4 separate regions of the Homo sapiens genome follow, and regions 2, 3 and 4 are each linked to region 1. The links are chromatin contacts, found by Hi-C or POLR2A ChIA-PET in ENCODE. All regions are on one chromosome and are shown on one strand. Each heading gives the region's core, a stretch centred on a gene start or an enhancer-like site at or near the end of the contact. The rest is flanking DNA. Distances are from core to core; before and after follow the strand shown.

Region 1 (2,674 bases), core at 85-2,584:
TTATATTCTCTGAGGGTGGGTGCCTAGATTCTACAGACACCAAACCAGATTGTGAAAACACCCCATTCTCTAGACCAGTGCTTCTCAAAATGTAGCCCTTGCACCAGCAAAGGTGGAAATGAAAATTCACAGGCCCTACGCCAGCAAGCCAATAGAATCAGAAACGCAGGAGTTGGAGCCCAGCATCCTGAATGTTCACAAGCCCTCTGATGCTGGATGCTCAAGTTCAAGAATCGCTGTTCCCAGGCCGGATGCGGTGACTCATGCCTGTTATCCCAGCACTTTGGGAGGCTGAGGTGGGTTCAAGACTAGCCTGAACAACATGGCGAAACCCCGTCTCTATTAAAAATACAAAAATTAGCCAGGTGTGATGGCTCGCACCTGTAATCCTAGCCGCTCTGGAGGCTGAGGCAAGAGAATCGCTTGAACCCAGGTGGCAGAGGTTGCAGTGAGCCGAGATTTCTCCACTGTATTCCAGCCTGGGTGAAAGAGTGAGACTACGTTTCAAAAAAAAAAAAAAAAAAAAAGAACCACTGTTCCAGGTTACTCTTTTTCTTTTCTTTTCTTTTTTTTTTTTTGAGACGCAGTCTTGCTCTGTTGCCCAGGCTGGAGTGCAGTGGTGCGATCTCAGCTCACTGCAACCTCTGTCTCCCGGATTCAAGTGATTCTTCTGCCTCAGCCTCCCGAGTAGCTGAGATTACAGACAGGCGCCACCACGCCCAGCTAATTTTTGTATTTTTAGTAAAGATGGGGTTTCACCATGTTGGTCAGGCTGGTCTCAAACTCTTGAGCTCGTGATCCACCCGCCTCGGCCTCCCAAAGTGCTGGGATTACAGACATGCGCCACAGAGCCCGGCCCCAGGTTAGTCGTATCTCTTATGGCCCTCTGCAAGGAAAAGTAGAGTGGAGATGGGGACTACAGAACCTATTCCCATCTCTTTGGGGATCTATATTGTCTATTGGTTTGTTTTGCCATTACCCTAATACGGATGGAACGTAAGGCTCATTAGACAAAACATGAACCAGACCTGTTCCATGGAACTGTGAAGTCAGTTTTCCTTGGCTTTGCTTTTGGTCATTTAAAAAAAAAAAAATTATTGCTTCATGAGACACACTGGTCTCTGAACTTTTCCCTTTTCTAGTAAAAGTACGAATTCCAGCTGGAGCTCTTGACCAACAACATCTTTCTACAGAAGTTGCTGTCTTCGATGCTTTGCTGAGTTCCAGAGATAAGATAAATAATTTACCAAATGTAGGTTTCTGATTACTCACTCTATTAGCATTTAGAGCAGAGAGCTCTGGCCCCTGGGGAGTTTGATTCGTTCAGATGCAGCCCATCTGCTTTTGTTTTTTTGTGGGGAGTTTTTTGGGGGTGGGGTTGCCTGGAAAAGCCAGGGAGCTCCCAGCATCCCACACATACTTCAGGGATGAACTGCCTAAATCTTATGGGTTTTACTGGAAATTCTGGGGAATGCTATTTTCTTATTGTTTAAAAAATACACAGCTGCTAAGGCTCATTTTCCTTTCCTCTCCTCTCTCTCTTTTTTTTTTTTGAGACGGAGTCATGCTCTGTAGCCCAGGCTGGAGTGCAGTGGCACCATCTTGGCTCACTGCAACCTCTGCCTCCCAGGTTCAAGCGATTCTCCTGCCTCAGCCTCCTGAGTAGCTGGGACTACAGGCGCCCGCCACCACGCCCAGCTAATTTTTTGTATTTTTAGTAAAGACAGAGTTTCGCCTTGTTAGCCAGGATGGTCTCAAACTCTTGACCTCATGATCTGCCCCCCTTGGCCTCCCAAAGTGCTGGGATTACAGGCGCGAGCCACCGCACTCGGCCCTCTATCTTTTTTCTTTTTAAAAGATGAGTAAAAACAAAACCCCACAATTTATTTCCAGAGTGTACAAAATATCTGAAAGGGTATTTTCAATCTTGTGCAATTTATTTATCCTAAATTCATGCTGCAGGTTACAAGAGTAATTTCAGGGAATTTTATAAAAGAGATTAACTAGAGTTTCTCCTAAATCAAGTGGCACTGTTTTGGGGGGAAACAGTCTATTATATGAATGCATCACTCTTCACTCATACAATTTCTGAAGTATAGTTTCAATATCGGTAGTGACAGGTGTTACAAAAGGTTTGTATCTGTAGTTATTGTACAAGCTCTTTATGGCAAATATACGTCATTATTATTTTACACCAGTCTTAAAAGTAAACTGGGGTAACAGAAGAAATCACAGCAAAAGACAGCAGATTCTGTGGATGGTCCATTCATTGCAAATGCAGAGAGGAAAAAGTTGTGATAAACCCAAGAAGCCACGTGTTGTACATATATTAAATGCTCTTCTAATTCCTTCAAGATAATCTGATCAACAACTTACTTTATTCCTTTTTAAAATAAAATTAAACTATGTGCCTGGATGATAGAACATAGTGATGAGTGGGTCTTATTTTGGCGATCCTTAAGGAATAGAAATTCCATGTAGTCTCCCATGTAGGATTTTTGTATTTTCTTTTCTTTCCTTTTTTCTTTTTTTTTCCTTTTTTTTTTTTTTTGGTGAGACGGAGATTTACTCTTGTTGCCCAGGCTGGAGTGCAATGGTGCGATCTCAGCTCACCGCATCCTCCGCCTCCCAGGTTCAAGCGATTCTCCTGCCTCAGCCTCCTGAGTAGCTGGGA
Region 2 (2,674 bases), core at 93-2,592, 490 kb after region 1:
CCAACACAGCTAAACCCCGACTCTACTAAAAATATAAAAATTATCTGGGCGTGGTGGCGGGCACCTGTAGTCCAGCTACTTGGGAGGCTGAGGTATGAGAATTGCCTGAACGCGGGAAACAGAGATTGCAATGAGCCGAGATGACGCTGCTGCACTCCAGCCTGGGCGAGACAGTGATACTCTGTGAAAAAAAAAAAAAAATCTGCAGAACAAAGAGAATTAGACTATAAAGAGTTTACAGAGTCATAACCAAGAAATGTGCACATTAGAAATCAAGGAGTAGAGTTTATGGTGCAATGACATTGAAGCAATGCCCTGGATGGGCCCCACTCGTTTTAAGAACTCAGTGAAATTGTGAAACCTGTGGGGCAGACCTCAGTCCCCTGAAGACCTCCACATTCCTCAGGGAGTTCAGCAGCTCAGAACAGTGGCAATTCCTGAATATCCAGGATGGCACGTCAAATGCCAGAATGGAGGCACCAAGGCTGAAGGGAGGAGCACTAGATCAGGAGTCCAGCCCTGGGTTCCATTTCCAGCCTTGCTGCTGACTAGCTGTGTGTCCCTGGGCAAGTCATTTTCCTACTGGGTACAAGCCTGTATCTCCACAGCAATAAAATATGAAAGCTGGTCCAGATTATTTCCAAGAGGCCTCAAACTAAAGTAGGTAAGGGGATCTTAGTGATTCTAAGATCCTGCGAACTCCAGACCTCAAGTGATCTGCCCGCCTTGGCCTCCCAAAGTGCTAGGGTTACAGGCATGAGCTACTGTGCCCAGCCCTTGCAGATTTTTAGGAATTGAAAATTAAAGGCTAAGGCCGGGCATGGTCTCACACCTGTAATCCCAGTACTTTGGGAGGCTAAGTCGGAAGGATCAAGTAGGATCAAGTAGGTAAGGAGATCTTAGGGAACTTTTAGAGTTACACAGACTCAGCTTAAATCCTGGCTTTTCCTGGAAGGACAGTGATCCCAGGCAAGTTGTTTAACCTCTATATGCTTCACACTTTCCTTATCTGTAAACTGGGGGTAATAGCAGTATAAGGTTGTGAGGATTAAAGGAGAGAATCCATGAGTGCATGTAACACAATACTTTGCACATAGTAAGTTCTCAATGAATGTTAGATATTATTGTTAGTGAAGGGATATTTTAAAATACATTTGTGAAAGCATAACTCCTTTAATCACCTTGGCCCCCGGGGCTCCCCAGCCCAGAATCAACAGGTTCCCTGTATTAAAAGAGGAACAGATACCAGTTTGAAAGACAAAGTCATTGCTTTCCCTCAACTAACAAGTTTCCTTTATCTGGCAGCTGGGTGGGGTGGGAGCTCCTTGTAAACAATAACCTTCAAAGCCAGGCTTTGAGGCAAAGGGAATTGTCCTACAGTGTTTGAAGTTTCTGTTCCCTTAACAAGTCGGCCTGAAGGACTTGGCCACTGAGGTTACTGTAAGCCTTGCTGGAGAGAACTCAGTATCTGGCATAGAGCAGTGTGTCTCTAACTTTCTGGGAGAGAACTAAAATACATGGATTCCTGGGTCTCTCCTCAAATCTACTTAATCAGACTCTCCAGGGTAGGCACAGGGAATGAATATTTTATTTTATGGTTTTTTGTTTTGTTTTGTTTTTTTCTGAGACGGAGTCTCGCTCTGTCTCTCAGCTCACTGCAACCTCCACCTCCCGGGTTCAAGTGATTGTCCTGCCTCAGCCTCCTGAATAGCTTGCTGGGGCTACAGGCGCGTGCCACCATGCCCTGCTAATTTTTTTGTATTTTTAGTAGAGACGGGGTTTCACCATGTTGGTCAGGCTGATCTCGAACTCCTGACCTCAAATGATCAGCCCGCCTTGGCCTCCCAAAGTGCTGGGATTACAGGCATGAGCCACCGCGCCCAGCAGGGAATGAATATTTTAAACCAGTGCCCCAGTTGCTGCTTCTGGTCAGAGAAGCCTAGGAAGAGACAAAGTGTCTTAGGCAGAGACAAAGGGTCGGCTCCTCAGGTCCCAGTGTGTTGTAGGGGAAGAAGGGAAAGGGGCAGGGAAGCGGTAGGTTCCATGTGTGACCCCTCTCCAAGGTGGCATGGAGACAAGCGGGTAGGGAAGGGAGAAATGTCCCTATTCATGTGGTGACTGAGTGTTTACCCGTTAGATACACTTCAAATGGGAGTAGACCAAGGCACCTACTTGGCAAATTGTCCCCTTCCCTTCCCAGCTCCAACACCCCGAAGTGGGACTCGTGGGAGAGATTGAATCAGTAACAGGAAGAAAGAGAGAATATCTTCTTTGTGCATCTGAGCGTCCTGTGGGTAAATTGCTCTTGTTATGTCACTTCATCAACATAAAAATGTTGCATCATCATTGTCACCAAAAAGTCTTCATCCAAGAGTGCCTCCAGCTCTGGGGTCACTCAGGAGCTAAGCCAGGTGTGTGCCCCTTTTGGTTCAGGAAGCTGCCCCTTTGCCCTCAGGCAGGAACCAGGAAGCACGGTCTTCCAATCTGGCTGGGAAACAGTGTGGGCGCAGGAAGCTGGGGATTAAATCTCCCCCAAGGGATCACACAGCCACCAAATTAAAGGGTGAGCCCACGCAGATGGAATTTGAAATTCCCAGGTCAGTGTGCTTCCCTGGCCTCGCCACTCTGGGTTTCCCCTCTGACCACACTTCTCCTGGGCTAAGCCTGAACAGTG
Region 3 (2,674 bases), core at 99-2,598, 420 kb before region 1:
TCCCTCCATGGCAAGGACAGCTGCACATCTCACCCCTTCCTGTGTCTATCACCCCAAAGGGAAGGTGCGCTCCACTTCCCTGCTTGCTCCAGCAGCAAAATCCTGGGGAAGGTGTCTGAGTGGTCTGGCCCTGGCCACACACCTAACCCAGAACCAGTCACTCTGCCTGGGGCTAGGAGAGAGGGAAATTGTGCCAGGCAGCCAAAAGCAGTAGCCACCCCAGGAACACTCAGGGAAGAGGGTAGCAGCTGCCAGGAAGAAGAGAAGACGTGGAGATTAAAGCTGGGCGGGTGGTTAGGAGGCAAGCGGGACCCAAGATCTGGCCCTTTGTGTGTCTACCTCAAACAGGAGGTAAGACAGCAGCAGAGGGAAACTTTCCTTCTTCACCATTTGCTGGGTGTGGACCAAAAATACCAAGACTTGTATTCACACACACAACCTCTAAACACACGTGCTTCTATATGTATTAAATAAATATTGGCACATACACATGCTTAAACACACATCCCTGGACACTTTACACTCCATACAGACACCTACACAATCACAGGCATGTATACTGCATCAGTCAGGATAGGCAAGGCTATGCTTCATTAACAAATAACTCCAAAACCTCTACTGCTTAAAACCAAAGGGCTTGCTTCTTGCTCACGCGACATGCCAGTCACAGCTTCTGCACATCATATCACCCCAAGGCCCAGACTGATGGAGAAGCCACTAGCTCAAAGCTTGCTGGTCATAGTGCCAGAGGGAAAGAAAGACCTCTGGAAGATGTTGCATTGGCAATTACATTCTTCTGCCGGGAAGTGACACTTTCTCTTCTGCCCATTGGCCAGAACTGGTCATATGGCCCCATCCAACCACAAGGGGGCCAGGGAGTGCAATTCGGAAGAGGAGACCCAGAAATATTTAGCAAATAGCACTAGCGACTAGTGAGTAGGGCGCGCGCGTGCGCACGCACACACACACACACACACACACACACACACACACACACTTACTGCTCTTCCCACGGTCTCCTTATTTTATCCTTTTGTGTCCTGGACTCCTAAACAATTCCCTGTCCCTAGTAATCAGGGTGGAAAGTCTCCTGCCAGGAGCCAGAGGTTGTGGAAACTTACATCCCCCTTCATTTCAGTCCTGTCGGCTGCCCTGAGTCTCCCCGTCTCACTCTGGGCCCCATCATCCATCTCCCTCCCTGCCCATTCGTCTGAGCCTCCCCTGCCCCAGCTTCTGCCTCCTGCCAAGAAGAGATAAAAGAGACAGCTGCGTATTTATTCAGTGCTACTTCTACTTCTCACTGCTGCCCCACCACTTGCTTCAAGCTCCCCGCTAGCATCCTCCTCCCTTTCTTCTTTCTACGATTGCCTGAAGAGCTAAGCGTGAGCTAGTGGCACCCAGAGAGGTGGCTGCTACGGGGGAAGGGAGGAATGAGGGGAGGGGGGACCTCAGGGCCCTTGGGGGTGACAGGAGAAGGCAGACATGAACAAAAACTCAGAGAGGGCATGAGATGTAGAATAACACTCACAAGCGGACAGAGACAGAAAAGAAACACAAAATGTGGCAGAGAGAAGCAGAGACGCAGCGAGGGACAGAGGCAGATGGAAAGAGACACAGATTGACAGAGACAGAAATAAGTGGAACAGAGACACAGAGACTGGGCCAGAGGAATGAATGCAGAAAGAGAAAAGATGGAAGGTAGAAGTGGGGATGTGTTTAGGGTGTGTGTGTATGTTGCTGTACAGCTCTGGTTTTTAAGCCCCGCTTTCACTGAAATGGATTCATGAAGGCAGGTGCTGTGCTATCTTTAAAGATAGGGAGAGGATGTGGCACTTTTGAAGCCAGTGGTGCAGGTTTAAGGCCAGGCCATAAGCTCAGGGCGCTGGCAGGGTTTCCCTGGAGATCTCTGGTGCCAAGTGGTCAGCTCCACAGCATTAGCTCTGTGGTCGGAGGAGGCTGCAGGTCTGAGCTGTGAATGCTTCCTCAGTGGCCTCAGCCACACTTCTGCTCCAGCTCCAGCTCTGCCTGCAGCAAAGGGACCCTAGGAGAAAGGGGAGAGGGGCGGAAGCAGTCCCTGCCCTGTGCAGGGGATGAAGGGGGCCCAGGCTGAAAACGGAGGTAGATTCCTATCTTTAAGGAGCCCTGAGTCTGAGCAGAGGTTTGAGCCTCATTCATTCCTTCAACACATGGTCCTGGTACCCTACCCTGTGCCAGGCCCCAAGACACAGTGGAAGACAAAAGCCATGTGCCCTGTAGGTTTTAGCCTAATGGAGGAGACAGACCACAAACAAACCACAATTATATAACAACAAACCAGGTTCGGTGCTACAAAGTAAAAGGGCGTCATCGTGGGAGAATCTTGGCGGTGGGGGCTTCTTTACACTCAGGAAAGTCTCTCCAAGTAGGTGATACTGTGGCCAAGACCTTCCAGATGAGAAAGAGCCAGGTAAGAGGAAAAGTGGGGGTGGCATGGGGTGGGGAGTGGGGACACCAGCCCAGGTGGCAAAAACAGCCCAATTCATAAAGCGACACCCAGCTTGGGCACTACTCCAAGGTGAGCCCGCGGCGTCGGAGTGGGTCAGCCGGCTGTTCAGGAGCTGGCAGGGCAAGCCTCCATGGACTGTGGGCTTGATTTTAGGGACAATGGTGAGAGACACGAGTGGTGTCCACGCAC
Region 4 (2,674 bases), core at 89-2,588, 390 kb after region 1:
CTAATCTTGTCTCATATAATTGGCCTAGGATGCCAGGCTTTCATTTGTCTCCTTGATTCTAAATTGTTATGATAATGAGCTGCCAGGTAGCTGCCTGTCTTGGCAAAGCCAAAGCTAACTTTGCCAGGGCATAGGTTAAAAGGCCTCTGCTTGGGGGAGGGGGCCTGGGGTAGTCAGTTACCTCTGGGGAAAAGGATGGGCTACTTATGAGGCAGGATCTTGGGTCTGAGAGGGATGAGATGGGACCAGTAAGATTTAAGATAAGCACAGTCCAAAGAGGCACATTTCAGGACTAATAGCTCTAGGCACATGGAAGCCTGAAGCTGGTCGGCATTGGCAGGTTGTTAGGCCTGTGCCAGGAGGGCCCCCTTGTCCTCCACACCCCACCCTAGGTCCCTGGGGCTGAAGAGCCAGTGCCCACTTAGAGGAAACTAACACCCTTGGCTTGGACCCCGGTTCCACTGACACAGATGGGACCCTTCCGTCAAGGTCAAGAGTGCAGGCTCTGAAGTCAGACACACCCTGGTTTCAGATCCCTTCTCTGCCCTGGCAGTGTCCTTGGGCACATTGCACCACCTCTTTGGGTTTCAGTTTCCTTGGCTATAAAGTGGGGATAATAATAGTACTTCATGGGGTGGTGTGGGCAGTGCATGCAGTCATGCATGCAAAACTGGCACATGCCGAGTGTTCTGTCAATGTCAGCTCTCGAATCATAACCCATCTCCCCTGACCCCAGGCTCCCCACTGACCAAGCTCCCTTTTGTTTTGAAGGTCACCCTGCTTTCCTTTGCTGTGGAGTCAGAGTGCACCTTCCTTGACTACATCAAAGGAGGGTGAGAAGAGATACAGCCAATTTCATGGGCCTTGGGGAGAGGGAAAGGGCCCCACACACCGACAGGACCGGCTCTGGCCCCACCCTGGCCTCTTCAAAGCCCTGGTTGAAGGCTGTGGTGCTGGGCTCTGAGCAAACCCTGGTGTTTGGGCTGAGACAACTCATCCAGAGCCCTGCACATCCCCAGATCCCAAGCAGCTTGGAGGGAACTCCTGAGCCAAGGAGGCTGGCCTGGGTCATGTCAGGTCTCCATGCAGAGACAGGACCTGGAGCTGGTAGGGACTCCGTGACAGAAAGCCAAGGGCTTGGGGATGTAGAAAGAACCCTGCAATAGGAGTCAGGAGGCCCAGGCTCTAGGCCTCTCTTTGCCATTAATTTGCTGGGTTCCTTTGGGTGAGTCATTTTTCCTCTCAGGGTATCAGTTTCCTCCTCTGTACACAAAGAGAACGGAATAGGTAAGTGTTAAGGTTCCTTACAGCTCTGAGCTTCTGACACCTCTGATCTGTCTGGTTGGGGGAGGGGGACAGTGATTAACCTGCTCACTGTTATTAGGGCCCTGTAAGGGCAGCGGGATTGGGGATAAGCCAGGGATTGGTCCTGGGGCCAGCAGGTGGTCAAACATGAGTTTAAGGAGCAGAAAGAACCACCAGGCACAGTGTCTAGGCCCAGACAGATGGGGGAGCCAGGAGGCCCCAGCCAGCAGCTCACGGAAAGAGCCTGGCTCTAAGGGTAGAGCCTGCCCAGCATGCTGCCTGCCAGGACAGGTGCCAGGTCAGGGCGTGGGCAGCCAAGAGCCCGCAGGTGAGTGACTGCACCTGTCTGGAAAGGAGACAGGCAGGAGCAACTGCCAAAGGCTCATCCCAGCCAAGTGGACCCTTGGCTGCCTGGTTCTCCAGGGCAGAGGGAGAAGTCAGGTCCTGGGAAGCCACACTCACTTTCCCATGACAACACTCCCTGCTGCCTTGAGCTTGCAGTCTCAAGGCTGCAAGCTCTCCTCCTACCCACTGAGCACACACCCTGCCTCCAGTCACTCAGGAGCTCCTCTGCTCTTACCTGCCCCTCCTCTGGGCTGACTCCAGACCCCGCCTTTGCACTCTTCCCCCATCAAAATTGCTTCCCTCTCAATCCCATTAATCAGCCACCCCTTACAGTCCATAGCACCTGGTAACTCTCAAACACCCCTCATCCTGTTTATTTTTATTTATGTTTATTTTATTTTATTTTATTTTATTTATTTTTTGAGACAGAGTCTCGCTCTGTCACTCAGGCTGGAGTGCAGTGGCACAATCTCGGCTTACTGCAACCTCCGCCTCCTGGGTTCAAGCAATTCTCCTGCCTCAGCCTATCAAGTAGAGTAGCTGGGGCTACAGGCATGCGCCACCACCCCCAGCTAATTTTTGTATTTTTAGTAGAGACGGGCTTTCACCATTTTGGCCAGGCTGGTCTCGAACTCCTGACCTCAGGTGATTCGCCTGCCTCGGCCTCCCAAAGTGCTGGGATTACAGGCATGAGCCACCACACCCAGTCCATCCTATTTATTTTTTTCATTTGCATAGTACCCCCAACTTACAGAACACAGTGGGCAGGATCAGAACAGTTATCCCCATTTTACAGAGCTTGCCTGAAGCCACACGCCTAGATGGTGGCAGGGTTCCTTCTCCCATAACATGCTGCCTTTCATTCTATAGTAATGAATCAGTCTAGCCTGCCTGACTTGCAGTTAGCGGGTGGGGTGGGATGAAGATGGAGACTGATGAGTTAAAGGGCTGGATGCTGTGAGGTTTCATCGAAAAGGAGCCCTCAGAGGCTGAGCTAAGCTGGTGCCACCCATACTGGGCAGGT

The links. Hi-C counts contacts between places; a loop is a spot of excess contacts on that map. ChIA-PET counts read pairs that join two places held with the same protein, here RNA polymerase II (POLR2A). Pooled maps may share reads with other maps.
Region 2: a loop to region 1 is called in a pooled map, with 3 times the contacts of the local background. The contact joins two enhancer-like sites. A Hi-C loop is called at or near these places in 1 of 37 single-sample maps with no recorded cell type and 2 of 50 pooled maps. POLR2A ChIA-PET finds 5 or more read pairs at or near these places in 1 of 52 experiments (IMR-90).
Region 3: a loop to region 1 is called in a map with no recorded cell type, with 4 times the contacts of the local background. The contact joins two enhancer-like sites. A Hi-C loop is called at or near these places in 1 of 168 maps with a recorded cell type or tissue (GM12878), 11 of 37 single-sample maps with no recorded cell type and 3 of 50 pooled maps.
Region 4: a loop to region 1 is called in a pooled map, with 2.5 times the contacts of the local background. The contact joins two enhancer-like sites. A Hi-C loop is called at or near these places in 4 of 37 single-sample maps with no recorded cell type and 3 of 50 pooled maps. POLR2A ChIA-PET finds 5 or more read pairs at or near these places in 1 of 52 experiments (WTC11).

The regions. Positions count from the first base shown.
Region 1 is chr6:37,143,216-37,145,889 of GRCh38, reverse strand. No RefSeq gene overlaps it. Among named protein-coding and RNA genes, the nearest start is that of PIM1, 26 kb to the left of the region's middle. Within about 2 kb of position 1,334, at least 13 of the 41 ENCODE cell types and tissues checked have a DNase peak (open chromatin) inside an H3K27ac peak, as active enhancers do.
Region 2 is chr6:36,649,684-36,652,357 of GRCh38, reverse strand. No RefSeq gene overlaps it. Among named protein-coding and RNA genes, the nearest start is that of PANDAR, 24 kb to the left of the region's middle. Within about 2 kb of position 1,342, at least 4 of the 41 ENCODE cell types and tissues checked have a DNase peak (open chromatin) inside an H3K27ac peak, as active enhancers do.
Region 3 is chr6:37,558,810-37,561,483 of GRCh38, reverse strand. No RefSeq gene overlaps it. Among named protein-coding and RNA genes, the nearest start is that of MIR4462, 4.7 kb to the right of the region's middle. Within about 2 kb of position 1,348, at least 2 of the 41 ENCODE cell types and tissues checked have a DNase peak (open chromatin) inside an H3K27ac peak, as active enhancers do.
Region 4 is chr6:36,751,193-36,753,866 of GRCh38, reverse strand. CPNE5 (copine 5) reads left to right here. Exons shown (of 21, transcript NM_020939.2): 14 at 772-833. Among named protein-coding and RNA genes, the nearest start is that of RAB44, 55 kb to the right of the region's middle. Within about 2 kb of position 1,338, at least 14 of the 41 ENCODE cell types and tissues checked have a DNase peak (open chromatin) inside an H3K27ac peak, as active enhancers do.